Linked DNA regions of Homo sapiens: regions 2 and 3 are each linked to region 1. A link is an interaction called in ENCODE POLR2A ChIA-PET data of the cell type or tissue named here. Cell type or tissue: HepG2. All regions are shown on one strand. Each heading gives the region's core, and the rest is flanking DNA. Links, peaks and the distances in the headings are about the cores only.

Region 1 (6,121 bases), core at 1,715-4,214:
CAATCTAAAACAGTTGTTGCAAAGGCAACGCCAGAGGCCTCCCAGGGTGATGACTATGTTGACAAAGATCACTGGCACCTAAATTCAAGCAGGTCTGTAAAACTCTGTCTTGTTCTTTTTTTTTTTTTTTCTTTTTGATATGGTGTCTCACTCTGTCGCCCAGGCTGGAGTGCAGTGGCGCGATCTCGGCTCACTGCAAGCTCTGCCTCCCGGGTTCACACCATTCTCCTGCCTCAGCCTCCTGAGTAACTGGGACTACAGGCGCCCGCCACTATGCTCAGCTAATTTTTTGGTATTTTTAATAGAGACGGGGTTTCACCGTGTTAGCCAAGATGGTCTCCATCTCCTGACCTCGTGATCCGCCCGCCTCGGCCTCCCAAAGTGCTGGGATTACAGGCGTGAGCCACTGCGCCTGGCCTGTCTCGTTCTTCATGGTCAAGGTGGGCCATGACAATGATAACATGGGTCCTGCCTCTTAAAGTTTATATTGTAGTTTAATTGGTGAGCACACACACGCTTAAATGATGAGCAGCTCTCTGGGTGCCAAATGAAATAGGAAAAAGCAAATGCTCCCAAGGTTTAAGGAAGACCAGGTTGGCATAGCTGAGCTGATGAGAAAAGGTGCTGGAAAGACGGGGGGCTGTTAAGGGATGAAGTAGTTAGAGTACGTGGGAGCTGTGGCAAACCTGCATTCTTCCCTAACCCTTCCAAACCAGGTCAGATCCCGGTAGCATCACCACGGTACCCTTCATATCAAGGCTGAATTTCATTTTGGTGATTATCTGATCCGGTGTCTGCCTCCTCCATTTTACAAAGATCTTGCCATTGTGCCCCAGGACAGCGATAGGTGGGCAGAGGCCAGTGAGGACCAGGTCAGGGCGAGGCTGCTGGGAGGGAGAGGCTGAGCCGATCACAAAGACAGTCTGCAGCTTTCCTCCTCCCCCTCCCCCAGGGAGGAGCAGCTGATGTGTTTCAGGAGTGTTCCAATCCAATTAGTGCCCTCCCTCCCCTCCACGGTGGCCCAAGCCACCACTCCCTTCCCCGAGGTGGAGACTGGGTGGGGAGGGGGTGCTGAGGAGGTCTGAACATCCTGACCCAGCTCCTCGTGGCAGCACAGCTGGCTCGCTGCTACTGAGCTCAAGGCTGCTATGACAGCGCTCGTTTCCAGGCGACTGTTCTGGGGAATGCTCTGTTTTGGCAACCAGAGGGCCCCCGGGTAAGGGGGGCCCGCAGGACGCCGCGTCATTTGCATGGCAACCTCCTCCCTCCCCGAGCTGCGCGCTGCTCTGCGGCAGGCGGGCAGCCTGGCCCGGCCGCCCCGGCCCCTCGCCCTCCGCCCAGGCCCGCCTTGCGGCTCCGGCGCGGCGCTGTCACCGCCTTCTCCACACCGGGAGGCGGAGGCTGCACGCAGAGCTAGGGCATTTCCGGAAAGGCTGGTGCCCTAGGGAAGTGGGGAAATGATGCTTGGGGACAAAACACTGAAATGGGGGAGGGGAAATGAAATAAAATCTTTCCAAGCCAGAGTCAAAGTCACATGGCTTGGTAGCATCAAAATGCATTCTGGATAGCAGGGTTGGCTCACAAAATGTTTATTTAGGTGAACTCACAGCTAAGCCCTAGGAGATACTCAGAAAATTTCTTTTGGATCATTACACTGCATGTGTGTGTGAATTTGGGAATGGGAAAAAATATTTCTTACCTAGGCAAATAAGGCAGTGATATTCTTAGGAAATATTTTCAAATTCTTGCAGGGGGACTTGGTGACATTGTATTTTCTGAATTTGTTGGAAGAAACCGAAAGAGAAAATAAATTCCTGGGAGCCTCCCTTCTCTCCTGCATATACCCACCCCACCCAAACCACACACACCAGCACAAGTCCATGATGCCAACTGGGATACCAGGGCTGTGACATGTGGACCAACATTAACTGCCCAAGGACACATGCCCTGGGCTGGAACCTGAGAGGGGGTTGGGCCGGGGCAGGTCACCCCAGCTGAGCGATCACATTTCCCTGGCAGCTGTCCAAGGGGCAGCTCCCAGCTGCACCTGTTTGTGGGGTGATTTGCTTTTATCAGTATTGACACAGCAGCAGGGCCAGGGAATAGCATAGTAATAAATAAATGAGAGAGGGAAAAAAAATAAAAAAAGGCCGGAGCCACCGAGGCGAGGCAAAAATGCTGAGGTCTTTTTTTGCTTGTATGTCAGCGCATTCAATCCAGTTTCCCCACCCCTGAAATCTCTGAGGATCACAGAGCAGGCTTGGCATGGGAACTCTGGGTCTTAAAGAGATAGAATTGCAGAATCAGAGGCATCTTAAGATCCTTTTGTGCCAGGCGTCCCTAACCAGCAGATCTCAGGGTTACTTGCTACCCTCACCTGCCCCTACTGTTTGTCAGGAACCTCAGCAGGAAGGGAGTTTCTTCCTCTCTCTGCCAACTTTAGCATCAGGGAAGTAGAATAATTCAAGTGGAGGGTCTGGAGTTAGTCAAACCTAGGATCAAATCCTGGCTCTGTCTAGCTGTGTGACTTGGGGTATATTAACTAACTACTCTGAGCCTCGATTCCTCTCCGGAAAAAATGGAGAAAATATCTTTCCTTTTTTGTTTTGTTTTGTTTTGTTTTTTGAGACAGAGTCTCGCTCTGTCGGCCAGGCTGGCATGCAGTGGCATGATCTCAGCTCACTGCAACCTCTGCCTCTCAAGTTCAAGCAATCCTTGTGCCTCAGCCTCCTGAGTAGCTGGGATTACAGGTGTCCGCCACCACACCCGGCTAATTTTTTGTATTTTTAGCTGAGATAGGGTTTCACTATGTGGCGCAATCTCGGCTCCGTGCAACCTCTGCCTCCCGGGTTCAAGCAATTCTCCTGCCTCAGCCTCCCAAGTAGCTGGGATTATAGGCGCCTGCCACCACGCCCAGCTAATTGTTGTATTTTTAGTAGAGGCGGTGTTTTACCATGTTGGCCAGGCTGGTCTCAAACTCCTGACCTCAAGTGATCCGCCCACCTCAGCCTCCCAAAGTGCTGGGCTGCCAGGCATGAGCCACCGCACCCAACCTCCCTCGGCTTTCTTTCCAGGATTGGAAAAAAATGCAGTACAAAACAAAAAGCAAAACAAATCTGTGGAATCTGATCTATTCCAGAAATGAGAGAGGGGAAGCAAGAGCCTGACGCTCTCTTCGTTCCTCAAATAGGGCCAAAGGTTGCCTCTTGGTTTTTCCAGCCTTGTTGTCACTCTTCAGGGGGCCGCAAGCTGACTCACCTATGCTCTAATACAATATGATACAGTAAGTCGGATGTAAACAAACCTGTTCACCAGAAGCCACCTGACCAAGCCTAGAGATAAAATGCACTTGTAAAAATTACTAGCAATAAAGTCACTACCATGTTTCAAACACGGAGGCAGGTCTCCAGGGTCAGGCTAGTGTATCAGCCATAAACATGGTTTCTGCTCAGACCGCTCAGCTCTAACCCCAGGCCTGACACCTACCAGTCACATGCCTGTGTCAGGTTATTTTACTTTCAGAAGCTTTGCTTTTCTTGTCAGTAAGATGGGGGCAAGAATACCCCATCAGCTTGTTGTGAGGACCAAATGCATGAAAAGCATGTAGTAAGAGCTTCACAGGGAGAAAATACTTGATCATGTTAGCACATGGGATCATTACTGTTAGATGAATGAGGCCAGACACTGTCATATTTATCTCTATATCCCCAGATCCTCAAGGCCTGGGATTTGGTAGGTACAGTAATGTTTGACGAATGAATGAATGCCAAGGCCCCTGCCCAAAAGAAGTCAAAATCTACTAGGGAAATATAAGACGTCAACTGCCCATGCCACTCACATGTGGGAGACAGCAGAGGGTTAAAAGCCATTCTGCCAGTCCCCAGGCCCCAGAGGAGGCAGTCCCTTTGATCCTTCAGTTTCATCTATCCAGGATGCTTTCAAGAGAGGAAAACAGGAAGTATCCCTGATAGCCCCTGCTTGCTCTTTTTTTTTTTTTTAAATGATGGGGAGTAGGAGGAGGATGGTCCTTTGGGTCACATTTTGTCAGGAAATCAGCCTCCTTCCTTTCAAATGCTGGAGCTTCCAAGGGGGCAGATAAATAGCTTCTTGCTCAATGCAAAGAGAAAGATGTGGTCCAGGGTAACGAGTTAGGGTTCCTTAGTTGACCACATTACTGTAACCAGATTGCAGGTGGTTTCAGACTATGTCGTCCTTCGCTTTCATTCACTCACTCACTCACTGTTGACTAAGTGCCTAGCCCTGGGCTGGACCTTGGGGTTATGGCTCAGTGTCTAACGTCCAGCATATAAATAGACCAAAAGATACAGGACAGTGAGATCAGAGAAGGTGGGGTGAACACAGAAAATTAAGAACTCTAAAGGAGAAAACAGCAACAGGAATGAGAAAGAGGTTATAGAAGAGAGAAACATAAAAGAAAAAAAGAAAAAACCTGGAGAAGGATAAATGTATAGGAAAGAAAAAAAAAAACAAGTTTATAAGAATTTGTAGCCAAGACAATAAAAGCCTCATAATAGAGGTGCATGCAGGAGAAAGCCATAAGCTCCAGGGACACACAAGGATGACAGCATGGGTAGAGGCAGGAAGGAAAATAATGACTTAAGACTGCAGATCTGGTGCTAACTTAGCCAGCCCCAAAAAGAGAGTATTTGCTAACCCCTAGTGTGCTAAAGTCATATTTAAATGTTTAATTTGTTAATAAATTCAGTTATATTAATACTTTGTACATCATATTATGTACTTTGTACATAATACAATGTACATCATTTGCCAATGATGGACATTGGTTACATGGGTGGTTCCATTTGTCAACATTACACAGTTAAGATTTCTGCATTTCAAGGTATGTAAATTTCACTAGAAGTTAAAAAAAAAGAACTATAAGAAATAACCAGGCTGGCCAGGCGTGGTGGCTCATGCCTGTAATTCCAGCACTTTGGGAGGCCAAGACAGGAGGATCACTTGAGGCCAGGAGTTTGAGACCAGGCTGGCCAACATGGCGAAACCCTGTCTCTATTAAAAATACAAAAATTAGTTGGGTGTGGTGGCATGCGCTTGCAGTCCCAACTACTCAGAAGGCTGAGGCACGAGAATCACTGGAACCTGGGAGGTGGAGGATGCAATGAGCCGAGATCGTGCCACTGCATTCTAGCCTGGGTGACAGAGTAAGACTCTGTCTCAAAAATAATAATAATCATTAAATAACCAGGCTGGGCGCGGTGGCAGGTGCCTGTAATTCTAACACTTTGAGAGGCCGAGGTGGGAGGATCGCTGGAGGCCAGGAGGTGGAGACCAGCCTGGGCAACAAAGCAAACCCTTCCCACCACATATAGAGGAAAAGAAATAACCATCACGTGGGCAAGGTGGTGGAGGTAGAGATGAAACAAGAAAGAATGCTGATGATTGCTGAATTTGGGGGATCTATACATGGAGGTTCATTATATTGTTCTGTTGACTTTGAATTTCTTTGAAATTTTCCATAATAAAAGTTTCTAAAAGTGGTCCATAATGTGTCACTGTTATCCTCAAGCAAATTCTTTTGTGTTATCAGGAAGTCAGCTGAGACATTATCTAATCCAGTGTTCCTGTTAGAGATGAGGAAACTGAGGTGCACCTTGCCTTGTTCGAGGTGTTCTCAGATATCAAGTGGCAGAGCCGACGCTGGACTCTCAGGAAGAGCACCACCCTTTTGACCTTTCCACCCTCCCCTGCTCATGGGAAGCCAGCTCAGAGCTGGTCTTTGGCTGCAGATGGAATTTACCCCTTACCTTAGGTTACCTTTCCAATCCCCAGGCCCAGGTCTTGATGTGCAGGGAAATCGAGTGGGATCGGGGAGTCTCGTGGAGGCAAACCACTTTTCTCCTCCCTGTTTGGGTTCTCAAAGATAATCCTGAGTTTGCAGAAAGTCCATGAGGTCCCCTAGCTACTATATGTCAAAGGTGGGAAAGGAAACCCACACAATTCATCAAAGATTTCCGGCAAGGAATCAACACTGAAAGAAGAGTCCCAGCTCCTCGGCTAACAGGGGTGTTGCCTTAGTGCAGTCAATTCACCTCTCTTACCTTGGTTTTCTCACTTGAAATAAGAGAATGAAGATTTCGGG
Region 2 (6,121 bases), core at 1,251-3,750, 73 kb after region 1:
GTTTTGTTCCCTATTTTTCTCTCCTGTCCTCCCTCACCCCCTCCTTCATATGAAAGGTGCCATGGAAGAGGCTACAGGGCCAAACGCTGAGCCACCTGCCCTTTTTTCTGCCTCCTTTAGTAAAACTCCGAGTGAACTGGTCTTCCTTTTTGGTTTTTACTTAACTGTTTCAAAGCCAAGACCTCACACACACAAAAAATGCACAAACAATGCAATCAACAGAAAAGCTGTAAATGTGTGTACAGTTGGCATGGTAGTATACAAAAAGATTGTAGTGGATCTAATTTTTAAGAAATTTTGCCTTTAAGTTATTTTACCTGTTTTTGTTTCTTGTTTTGAAAGATGCGCATTCTAACCTGGAGGTCAATGTTATGTATTTATTTATTTATTTATTTGGTTCCCTTCCTATTCCAAGCTTCCATAGCTGCTGCCCTAGTTTTCTTTCCTCCTTTCCTCCTCTGACTTGGGGACCTTTTGGGGGAGGGCTGCGACGCTTGCTCTGTTTGTGGGGTGACGGGACTCAGGCGGGACAGTGCTGCAGCTCCCTGGCTTCTGTGGGGCCCCTCACCTACTTACCCAGGTGGGTCCCGGCTCTGTGGGTGATGGGGAGGGGCATTGCTGACTGTGTATATAGGATAATTATGAAAAGCAGTTCTGGATGGTGTGCCTTCCAGATCCTCTCTGGGGCTGTGTTTTGAGCAGCAGGTAGCCTGCTGGTTTTATCTGAGTGAAATACTGTACAGGGGAATAAAAGAGATCTTATTTTTTTTTTTATACTTGGCGTTTTTTGAATAAAAACCTTTTGTCTTAACTCGTGGCTTCTAATCGTCTGTGCGGAGGCATTGCTAACCTGCATTTATTGAGCATTTGGTAAGTGCCAAAGAATTGTAGGAGAAAGGAATTCTCAGCCTAAATCTGGCTTCCTTCAACATTGGGATTTCTAGGATAGTCATCTTCCTGAAACGAATGTATGGTCAAGGGGTAGGACCAGTATTGTCAAAATTTGGGCAATATCTGGCATGGGAGGCCTAATAAAATAACCTTTTCCAGATTACAATTTTAAAGCTATGCAAATAGGATAGATGTGACAATTTTCAAGTGTTCAATAGCCATTTATGGCTAGTGGCCACCTCATATAAAACATCATTGCAGAAAGTTCTATTGGATGGGGCTGATCTAGAGATAACAAATACATACCTATTACCAAACTAACCCTTGAAGCTTTTATCAGTTGTCTGCCACTGATAGTAAAACATTTTGAGCATGTCCCCTTGGTACACGTGAAGTTTATTGAAAAACTATTGCCTCTATTACTCTCGGTTCCTGATTCAAGTTTCCTTCACCTTTAGTGTGAGGTTTAGTTTCTTTTCGAGACTGAGTCTCTGTCAACCAGGCTGGACCAGCTGGCGTGCCACTGCCAGTGGCACGATCTCGGCTCACTGCAACTTTCACTTCCCGGGTTCAAGCAGTTCTACCTCAGCCTCCTGAGTAGCTGGGATTACAGGCGCCCGCTGCCACGCCCAGCTAATTTTTGTATTTTAGTAGAGACAGGGTTTTACCATGTTGGCCAGGCTGGTCTCGAGCTCCTTGACCTTATGATCCGCCTGCTTCAGCCACCCAAAGTGCTAGGATTACAGGTGTGAGCCATCGTGCTCCGCAGCCTTTTTTTTTTTTTTTTTGAGATGGAGTGTCGCTCTGTTGCCCAGGCTGGGGTGCAGTGGTGCAATCTAGGCTCATCGCAAGCTCCGCCTCCCGGGTTTTAAGTGATTATCCTGTCTCAGCCTCCCGAGAAGTTGGGATTACAGGCATGTGCCACCAGGCCAGCTAATTTTGTATTAGTAGATACGGGGTTTCGCCATGTTGGCCAGGCTGGTTTGGAACTCCTGACTTCAAGTGATCTGCCTGCCTTGGCCTCCCAAAGTGCTGGGATTACAGGCGTGGGCCACCGCGCCTGGCCTAGTCTTTAACAATAGTATAATTTATTATGCAGCATAGAAAAAATAATAGAACAGTGTGGTGACACTAAAGTCGTGACCAGATAAGACCCAGTCTACAAAAAATAAGTGAAAATTAGCTGAGCGTGGTGGCATACACCTGTAGTCCTACCTATGCAGGAGGCTGAGGCAGGAGGATCGCTTGAACCCAGGAGCTCCAAGGTTGCAGTGAGTTATGATCACGCTATTGCACTCCAGCCTGGGCAACAGGTAACCCCACTTAAAACACACACACACACACACACACACACACACACAATAGTGGATGGGTAGAAATGTGAGTTTGACTTAAGGTTTCCCCCTCTGATGTGTTTGACAAAGGGCTAATATTGGGAGTAGGTGAAATGTTAGCTCTGCCATTTTCTTACTGCTTATTCTTGAATAATTAGTATTTTTAGTCCATGGTTTCTTTGCAGGGATCTGTTTAATAGGCCCTTTGTCCATTTTGTGTGAGTTTAGTTAAACTGGATGGCAAGACCCATGAATCCACTTTGTACGTGTGGCCTGAATACATCCTGATATTTTGAAAGCACACTGGAGTGCCATTGTCAATTCATATATTAAGTATTGGTAAATGTTGGTTTCTTGTTTCTTTATAAATATCCACAGTTATAATACTCCCTCCCTGGGGGTCATCATGCTCCCAACCCTCAATGCATCCACACACCCTTTGGACACTGGCCCATATGCACCCTCGAGGTTGCTGGAGGGTGCAGACTATAATACCCCTCACTCCTCATTGGGTTCTGGTGTATGTCTACCCTTAAGCTTAGACTAGATCCCATACCTCAGCTCAGCCCCCATGTGGCTATAAAGAGGAAGGAAGGATGTCTTGGTTCTGGGGGGCTGATTTTCTGAGGTTCCCCTTTTCTCTAATCTCTCCCATCCCCCACACAACATACACACACTACCAACATCTTGGAGCCTGAGGGTTGCATGCTTCGTCCTTTCCAGTAAAGCTGACACTTGGATAATTAAAAGTTGCCGCAAACTATTAACGAAATCAGGCAAAGCCCCACCCTTCTCTTTCTCGAAGTGAGTTTCTGGCAGTTTCCCCATCTAATGAGACTGCTGCGGGGGAATAGAAGAAAGTATCTCTGAATAAAGACAGATCGTGCTCCTGTTGGATGCAAGAGATTAAGAGTTTTAGGGGGAGGGTGAAAGGTCATATTTAATCTCTTCTCAGGGGCAGTTTGACATCTAGCGTGGAAAGGGAATCAGATAACCAATAAGTCTGCGGGGGATCAATGTCATGGCCAGAGGAATATAGAGAGCAATGGTTAAAAGCATTGACTTGGGAATCAGCCTTGAGCTTACTTATCTAGAAACCTTGGGCAAGTTATTACACCCTCTAAAACTAATCTCTAAACAGAGATACTCCTGGATTGGATTATTAGGAGACTGGGTTAAATAACAGATATACTTACATACAGAAAAACTACTATCTCCCGCTTACGGATGCATACACATGTAGCAAAAGTACAAAGAAGTACAGGGTGGGGTAGGGTGTGGTAGTTCACACCCATAATCCCAGCACTTTGGGAAGACAAGGAGGGATGATCACTTGAGCCCAGGAGTTTGAGACTAGCCTGGCCAACATGACAAAACCCCATCTCTACAAAAAAATAGAAGCATTAGCCGGACGTGGTGGTGCGTGCCGGTAGTCCCAGCTACTTGGGAGGCTGAGGTGGGAGGATCAATTGAGTCCGGGAGATGGAGGCTGCAGTGAACCAAGATGGCACCACAACATTCTAGCTTGGGTGAAAGAGCGAGACCCTGTCTCAAAAAAACAAAACAAAACAAAACAAACAAAAAAGTACAGGGTGATAATAAGTTTCCAGAGTCAGGGAAGTGGTTATTACCTTTGGGGAGAAGGGAGGGAGGTTGTGATTTGTGGAAAGAGACCTTCAACTATTTTGGCAATGCTTTATTCCATAAACTAGATGGTATGAGTAAGGTGTTTGTATTATTCTTTTCAACTTTTGGGTTGTTTTAAATGTTTTATGATAAACTTTATTTTTAAAAATTTTTCTCTGGCTGGGCGCGGTGGCTCACACCTGTAATCCCAGCACTTTGGGAGGCCGAGGCAGGCGGATCACAAGGTCAGGAGATCGACACCATCCTGGCTAACACAGTGAAACCCCATCTCTACTAAAAATACAAAAACTTAGCCAGGCATGGTGGCATGTGCCCATAGTCCCAGCTACCCAGGAGGCTGAGGCAAGAGAATCGCTTGAACCCAGGAGGCGGAGGTTGCAGTGAGCCAAGATAGCTAGCCACTGCACTCCAGCCTGGGCGACAGAGTGAGACTCCGTCTCAAAAACAAAAAAAATTTTTTTTCTTTGTTCTTTCTTTTTAAACATTTATTTATTTATTTTAGCTGGGAGTGGTGGCTCACGCCTGTAATCCCAGCACTTTAGGAGGCTGAGGCGGGTGGATCATCTGAGGTCAGCAGTTCAAGACCAGCCTGACCAACATGGTGAAACCCAGTCTCTACCAAAAATACAAAATTAGCTGGGCATGGTGGTGCATGTCTATAGTCCCAGCTACTCAGGAGGCTGAGGCAGGAGAATCACTTGAATCCAGGAGGTGGAGGCTGCAGTGAGCCACGATCACGTATAGCCTGGGCGACAGAGCGAAACTCTGTCTCAAAAAAAATATATATATTTATATATATAATATATAATATATATTATATATTATATTATATATTATACATAAATTATATATTATATATATAATATATAATATATAATATATATTATATATTATATATTATATATTATACATAAAATATATATAATATATATTATATATTATATTATATATTATATATAAAATATATATATAATATATATAATATTATTTATTTATTTTGAGACAGGGTCTCACTCTGTCACCCAGACTGGAGTGCAGTGGCATAATCTCGGTTCACTGCAACCTCCACTTCCTGAGTTCAAGCAATTCTCGTGCCTCAGCCTCCCAAGTAGCTGAGACTACAAGCGTGTGCTACCACACCTGTCTACTTTTTGTATTGTTAGTAGAGATGGGGTTTCACCATGTTTGCCAGGCTAGTCTTGAACTCCTGATCTCAAGTAATCCACCTGCCTTGGCTTCCCAAAGTGCTGGGATTACAGGTGTGAGCCACTGCGCCCGGTCCATTTTTTTTTTTTCTTTTGAGAGACAGATTTTTGCTCTGTATCCCAGGCTGGAGTGCAGAGGCATGAACTTGGCTCACGGCACCCAGGTTCAAGCGATTCCCCTGCCTCAGCCTCCCAAGTAGCTGGGATTACAGGGACCTGCCGCCATGCTTGGCTAATTTTTGTATTTTTAGTAGAGATGGGGTTTCATCTTCTTGGCCAGGCTGGTGTCAAACTCCTGACCTCAGGTGATCCGTCCACCTCGGCCTCCCAAAGTGCTGGGATTACAGGCACGAGCCACTGTCCTCAGCCTTTCACTTTTTCTTTTAATTGAGACAGGGTCTCACTACGTTGCTCAGGCTAATCTTTAATTCCTGGCCTCAAGTGATCCTCCCTCCTTGGCCTCCCAAAGTGCTGTGATTACAGGTGTGGAATATCATGCCCAGCCTATGATAAGCTTTTAAAAGTGATGAATATATTTGTGCGTATCATGTAGGAGGCAGCAGATGGAGTTATTACTGCCCTTGGCTGAGGGGATCTGGGAAGGCTTCAAAGAGGAGGTGGCATTTCACCTGGATTTTGAAGGATGGAGCCTTAGCCTGCTTCCCTGTAAAATAGGCACCAAACATGCAGATGGAGCAGAGAAATCTGGATGTGCTAAATGTTTTTCCCCCACTAGACCAGGAATCAGCAAACTATGGCCTGCTGCCTGAACTGGTCCCTGTACAGTTTTTGTACGGCTTGCAAGCTAAGCCTAGATTTTACATTTTTAAGTAGTTGAAAATCAATCAAATGAAGAATAATATGTTGTGATATGTAAAAATTATATAATACTTGGCTGGGTATAGTGGCTCATGCTTATAATCCCAGCACTTTGGGAGGCCGAGGTGGGAGGATTGCTTGAGGCCAGGAGTTCTGGACCAGCTTGGGCAACCTAGCAAGACTTCCATCTCTACAAAAAATAAATAAAAATTAGTCAGGCATGAT
Region 3 (6,121 bases), core at 2,401-4,900, 53 kb before region 1:
TAGGAGTTAAGTTGCAAATGTCTAGTTAACATTTTGTAGTCATTTAGTAATTTCACTCTTAACAGTTTACTTCCCTGCTTTTGAAGCTAATGATCGTCCCCTCCCTGCTGTGGCTCAGGTGTTGCCATGGGCGTTTGCCACTGCTCATGGCTGGGGCACCTCAGTCATGGACCTAGCTGTGGTCCATGCCCAGGGTCCCTTCTAAGGAAGTCCAGGCATGCACTGGTGTGCCTGACCCAGGGGAGCCCTCCAAACCACCCAACATCCAGGTACAATGGCCCAGTCTCCGTGCAGTGCTGTAGGGCAAGAGGGGCGGCCCATTTCCAAGCCAAGATGGCCTCCTCCTCCTCTCTACACTTGCTCCTTGGCTAGCTCACTCATACCTTCACTTGCTTCCAGCAGATTTTCCACTATGCAAGAAAAGCTAAGGGCTAAGAGGGTCACTTGACATCGTAGAATCCAAAAGTCCTTCCCATTACAGAGATAAGAAAACTGAGGCCCCGAGAATGAAGCGGTGACCTTCAGGTGCATCCTTGCATTTTGTGGAATTTGAATGTGGAATTCTGCCCTGGGCTGAGGTTGAGATTTTGCAGTTGCTCAAGGGGAACCCTGGAAGCAGAGTGTATCTACCCTCCTCAGACCACTGAGACCCTCAGATTTGTCTTCATCCCAGGTCAGTGGACTTCTCCCAGGTTTTGTTGTCTTCTCTCGGCAACACCCTGCTGAAGCCAGGGGGAAGGCGGGAGATTTATCCTGGGTGCTGAGTATCTAGGGTTATCAGATAAAATGCAGGATGGCCAGTTACAATTGAATTTTAGATAAATAACAAATAAGTTGTTTAGCATGAAGGTGTCCTAAATGTTGCTGTTTATCTGAAATTCAAATGTAACTGGGCATCCTGCATTTTTATTTACTAAACCTGGCCACCCTGTAAGTATCCCATTTCGTTTGGGCCAGGCCCCTCCCCACTGCAGCTGTGAGTTTTCCTGCCACCCAACAGCGTGAGTCACACAGCTGTGGACCTCCAGGCAAATGTTTTTGAACAGAACAGCATCACGGTTTAGGGGAATCCCCTCGCTGTCCCCATAACACATGCTTCAGCAAAGCAAAAACCTTAAAACAACATCTCTGGGAGGAAAATAAAGAAGGCATCAAGAGTTCCCAATGACTCGGGGAAGGCCCCAGCCACGGCCACATTAGTGCAGCCAAGATGGCCACGACTAGATGGCTGGCTCTTCACCTCTGGGAGAGGCACAGCTGGCTTTGACAATCGTGGGAAATTGGAGACCAGACCTTCCCAGCCAACTCCTGTCAAGGTCTGATACTCGTCCTTCCCCACCTTTCTGAGAAGAGGCCTACGAGGAAGAATGGGCTCATGGGCTATGTGAGCCGAGCAGGTTACTTGACTGTGGGATCATGATTGTATCTTTGTCATGGCATCACTGTGGGGATTATAGGAGGAAATTAATGTAAAATGCTTGGCCCAGTACCTGGTGCGCAATAAGCACTTACAATCAATGGTGGCTATTGTTATAAGAACGTCAGGACATGCACTTGGCCATCAAGCCAGTGGGTCTTCTGAAGAGGGTGAGCTTGGAATTCTCTGGGTGCCCATGGTTTGTTGCCCCTCAGAAAGCTGTGGGCCTCTAATATGGGCATATCCCCTGGACTGGAATCTGCATTAAGCCAGTGTCATCTGTCAGCGCTTTGTTTGGGTTAGTCGTTTTTTTGTTTTGTTTTGTTTGAGACAGAGTCTTGCTCTGTTGCCCAGGCTGGAGTGCAGTGGTGCAATCACAGCTCACTGCAGCGTCGACTTGCCGGGTTCTAGCAATTCTCCCACCACACCCTAGTAGCTGGGACTATAGGCGCACACCACTACGCCTGGCTAATTTTTAAATTTTTTTTTTTAAGAGACAAGGTCTCACTGTGTTGTCCAGGCTGGTCTTGAACTCCTGGGCTCAAGTGATCCTCCCGCCTTGGCTTCTTAAAGTGCTGGGATTATAGACGTGAGCCACCATGGCCAGCCCTGGGTTAGATTTTTAGTCACTCAGCAGGGTCCTGAGGAGGCCGGACTCAGAAGAGTTCAGCTTTGAAGGTGGAAAAAGCAAGTTTTCTACCTGGGATGCCCCCAAGGGTAGCAGGCCATACTTCCTAAGTGTGCATGTTGGTGGGGAGGGAGGGTATCAAGGAGTATGTCCCTGGAGAAGGGAGAAAGGAGGGGGCGTGGGAAGGGGCCTGTGGAACGCACGTGTCTCATTTCCTCTTTCGGAATGTCCGCTGTGGGCCCCAACAAAGGAACTTCGGTTGGAACTGGGGTGAGGAAGCCCCCGAAGATCAACTTCTCTTCCTTTAACATTTGGCTCTGCTGAGGGCCCTGGGGTTGGAACACCCACCTTCTTAGAAAGAAACTGAAAGGCCTTAGGAGAAACCCCGCCACTTCCCCTTCCTCGGTAAGAGGAACTTGGCGTTGCCCTGACAGGAAAGTCTTGGTGGGGCTTCTCGGAAGCCGCCACCGCTGCACTGCTGAGCAAAACCACAGGTCAGGGGCCAGGCCGGGGGCCAGGCTAGTGAGGACTGGCCATTGATAAAGTCACAGGCTCCATCTAAGCCCATCGGCAGAACTGGGGAGCTGCCAACATTTCCTCTTCCAGCACCGCCTGCCAACTCCTGTTTGGGAGCCACCAACCCCTCAGCTCTGCCAATGGGTCCCTCCCCACTCACACCAGCCCTCCAACCAGGATCGTTCTGTGTCTGCGTTCTGGACCCCCAGCTATGCCCACCACCCAGCAAAGCTCATCCATCCAGCTCCCATCCCCCACAGAGGCACTGACTCTCCCGTGGAGTCCTGGGGGACCTCACGGGCACGTGGAGCTGTGCTTTGGAATAGGTCACACCCTGTGAGCTGCTTCGGATGGCCTTGTAGATTAAGAAAAATGGTCTTTTGCTGGGCACGCAGGAATGCTTGACTTAACGGTGACTGCTATCTGCTGCGTCCATTCGGAGATCAGAAACAGGCTTCTCTCTGGGACTGGGGATGCCTCTCCTCATCCCTGATATATCCAAGGGCAGCTGCTGTGGCAAGGGGGACAGTGCACAGGTACAAATCACATCTCAGGCCAGCCCCAAAGGGGCCGAGAGATCCTTGGGTCCTAAAGGGTCCCAAAGCTTATTTGTATAAGCTTATTTGTACTAAGCTTTAATATAAACATGTCAGGATGGTGTGGCACCAGAGCCCGGCCACCACTGTGGGGACAGGGTCCAGCCTGCACGGCCTTGCACAAGACCTGTGCCAGGGACCCCTGTGCTCCATTCCAGCTCCTCCTCCAGGCTTTGCTGTGACGAGCCTCTGCCTCCTTCACCCAGCCCTCTCCTGCCCACCCTGTGAGACTGAGCCCCAGTCCAGATGGGTAGGGGCTGCCTGCATGACCTCACTGAGTATATCCCCCAGGGACCCTTGTCCACATCACTTGGTGGTTGCTCTGAGCAACACCCAGCTGGCCTATAGGCTCCCGGATAACAGCAACAGTGGGCTTGGCATCTCTGGATGAACATTTGATGAGGTAATAAGTAAATGGGTGAATTTAGTGCTATCTACCAGGCCTTGTGGCTGAGAGCCCCACGTGCCCACATGCTCAGACATCCACGTGTGGGCAAGTGCACCCGCGTGCGGCAGGAGGAGACACGTGCACGCCTGCCACGGTGTCCCTGAGACGTGTGTCTGTGGATCCCTGCGTTTGTCCCCAGCATCACCCATGATGCCAGCCAGCAGGTGGCGGTGCGCCCCTCCTCTGCGGGTTCGTTGGTCCAAACCGCCGGCAGCTGTCAAGACTGAAGGGGCCTCAGCAGGCACATGGAGCCCACCTCCTTCCTCCCACAGGGGGTCAGGGCTGCTTGGGTCTTGTGGGGAATCAGCCTGGTCTTCCGACCCAGGAGCCAAAACCCTAGTCCAACCCATGTGAGTGGGGCCATCTGTGTGCCCAGCACGGAGCTGGACCCTGACCCCGCAGGAGGGACTGGCGTCCAGGCAGCTGCACAGCTGTGGAGTGGGGAAGTAAAGGCATGGGCTCGCACTCCCAGCCCTGTCTCTGCTGGCTGTGTGACCTTGGGCAAGTTCCTTAACCTCTCTGAGCTTGTTTCCGTGTCTGTTAAGCAGGAATCATGGCAATCTGTAAAATGAATTAGTCAGTGTAAAACATGGGCCACAGTGGGGCCCTACCATAAGGCAGCAGTTCTCACACTTAGGTCTGGAGGGCTTTTGAAAACACAGAGGCCCCGCCTCCAGAGTGGCAGATTCACTAGGTCTGGGGAGAGGCCTGTGACTCTGCATTTCTAAAGAGTTCCCAGGTTGTGCTGATGCTTCGGGCCTGGGGACTACACCGTGAGGACCAGTGTATACGGGATGCTTGGTGTCAGTCAGGAGAGACCCACAGGGTTACACACAAGGCAGGAAGCATCAGCCTCCAGCGAAGACATAGAGGGGCAAATTCCAAGGGCTGCAGGGGGCCCAAGGGAGGACACACCCCTATGATGGGGGTGGCCGGAGGGGCAGAAGGAGGAGCCTCTGGACCTGTCTCTCCCCACCACAATTATCAACATAATCCCTGTCCTGACTGCACCTGCCGGCCCTGCCCGGAGGAAGTGGACCCTGGAGCCCTGGAAAGGATGGGTTAGTTGGCTGTCAGTTCCTGGCTTGGCCAACACTGTGCTCCAGCTTCTGGGAACTCACGTTTTCTTTCTCCTTTTTTTTTTTTTTTTTTGAGACAGGATCTCACTTTGTTACCCAGGCTGGAGTGCAGTGGCTCGATCATAGCTCACTGCAGTCTAAACCTCCCTGACTCAAGCAATTCTCCTGCCTCAGCTTCCTAAGTAGCTGGAACCACAGGTGTGCCCCAGCGCAACCGGCTAATTCTTTAATTTTTTGCAGAGACAGGGGTCTCACTCTGTTGCCCAGGCTGGTCTCGAACTCCTGGACTCAATCAATCCTCCCATCTTGGCCTCCCAAAGTACTGGGATTACGGGTGTGAGCCACCACGCCTGGCCCCTTTTTTAAATATTAGTTTTAAGTCAGAAAGGTAATGCATGTCCATCTTAGAAATTAGTACAATGCAGAAAACTGTAAAGAGGAAAATGAAAATAGTAATCCAAACTTCAGTCAATCAGAGCTAATCAGTATGAGTCTATTTCTTTTTCTTGTCTATGTGTCTGCTTCGTGCATACCGTGGTATCCACTTGACATCGTAGCATAAGCGTTGTCCTTTGATGTTAAAACTCTCAGAAACGGCCGGGCGCGGTGGCTCATGCCTGTAATCCCAGAACTTTGGGAGGCCGAGGCGGGTGGATCACAAGGTCAGGAGATCGAGACCATCCTGACTACCACGGTGAAACCCCATCTCTACTAAAAAAATACAAAAAAAACTAGCCAGGCATGGTGGCGGGCGCCTGTAGTCCCCGCTACTCGGGAGGCTGAGGCAGGAGAATGGCTTGAACCCGGGAGGCAGAGCTTGCAGTGAGCCAAGATCCACTGCACTCCAGCCTGGGCGACAGAGTGAGACTCCGTCAAAAAAAAAAAAAAAAAAAAAAAAAAACTCTCAGAAACGTGAATTTAAGGTCAGCACAACAATCCAGTACAACAAGGTGCCAGACTATATCTGCTTGACTTAAACACTCCCTACTGTTGGACATGCAGGCTGTGTATTTATTTATTTGGCGATTCTAAATAATCCCCTGTGAAGGGTTTGATCCATCAGTGCTGCCTGCATTTCAGATGGCTTCCCCAGCAGAACTTCCTTGAAAGGGATTCACTGGGTCAAAGGGCATGAAAGTTTAAAAGTCTTGATACATATGGACAAAATACTTTCCAAAAATATGCCGGCTGACGGTCCCACCTAGGGTGGGAGGGAGATGACAGCCTGCTCAGCTCAACTCACATAAAACCCTGCTTAGCCCAATTCCTGACATCTGAGATTAAACGAGGTGGCCCAAGCCCCCCAGCAGGGAAGAAGGGCCCAACTCTGTCCAAACTCCACATTGGTCAACCTGCGGAGTGCCATGTCCCACGTCACACTCCAGGTAGAAGATGTGGCACCTCAGGCCAAGCACGACCTGGGCAGAGCTGCCCTCC

What was found. Peaks named below come from ENCODE experiments on the same cell type or tissue, not always from the same donor. Only the 100,000 strongest peaks of a DNase experiment are listed, where the experiment ranks them.
Region 2: POLR2A ChIA-PET joins it to region 1 with 17 read pairs; 27 of 35 experiments call an interaction of 5 or more read pairs at or near these places.
Region 3: POLR2A ChIA-PET joins it to region 1 with 12 read pairs; 21 of 35 experiments call an interaction of 5 or more read pairs at or near these places.

What each region holds. Positions count from the first base shown.
Region 1 is chr6:37,101,459-37,107,579 of GRCh38, forward strand. No RefSeq gene overlaps it. Among named protein-coding and RNA genes, the nearest start is that of PIM1, 66 kb to the right of the region's middle. RefSeq lists enhancers at 401-1,008, 1,009-1,616, 1,863-1,912 and silencers at 1,095-1,234, 1,245-1,424, 4,240-4,299. In HepG2, for the core only: no CTCF peak of the experiment used is centred there; DNase peaks (open chromatin) are centred at 1,983, 3,203 and 3,923; H3K4me3 peaks cover 1,255 bases.
Region 2 is chr6:37,174,618-37,180,738 of GRCh38, forward strand. It overlaps PIM1 (Pim-1 proto-oncogene, serine/threonine kinase), which reads left to right. Exons shown (of 6, transcript NM_002648.4): 6 at 1-811. Among named protein-coding and RNA genes, the nearest start is that of PIM1, 7.5 kb to the left of the region's middle. In HepG2, for the core only: a CTCF peak has its summit at 2,800; no DNase peak of the experiment used is centred there.
Region 3 is chr6:37,047,876-37,053,996 of GRCh38, forward strand. No RefSeq gene overlaps it. Among named protein-coding and RNA genes, the nearest start is that of FGD2, 45 kb to the left of the region's middle. RefSeq lists cis regulatory regions at 2,140-3,158, 2,437-3,012 and an enhancer at 3,820-3,869. In HepG2, for the core only: a CTCF peak has its summit at 3,774 (motif pointing right); DNase peaks (open chromatin) are centred at 3,255, 3,776 and 4,564; H3K27me3 peaks cover 535 bases.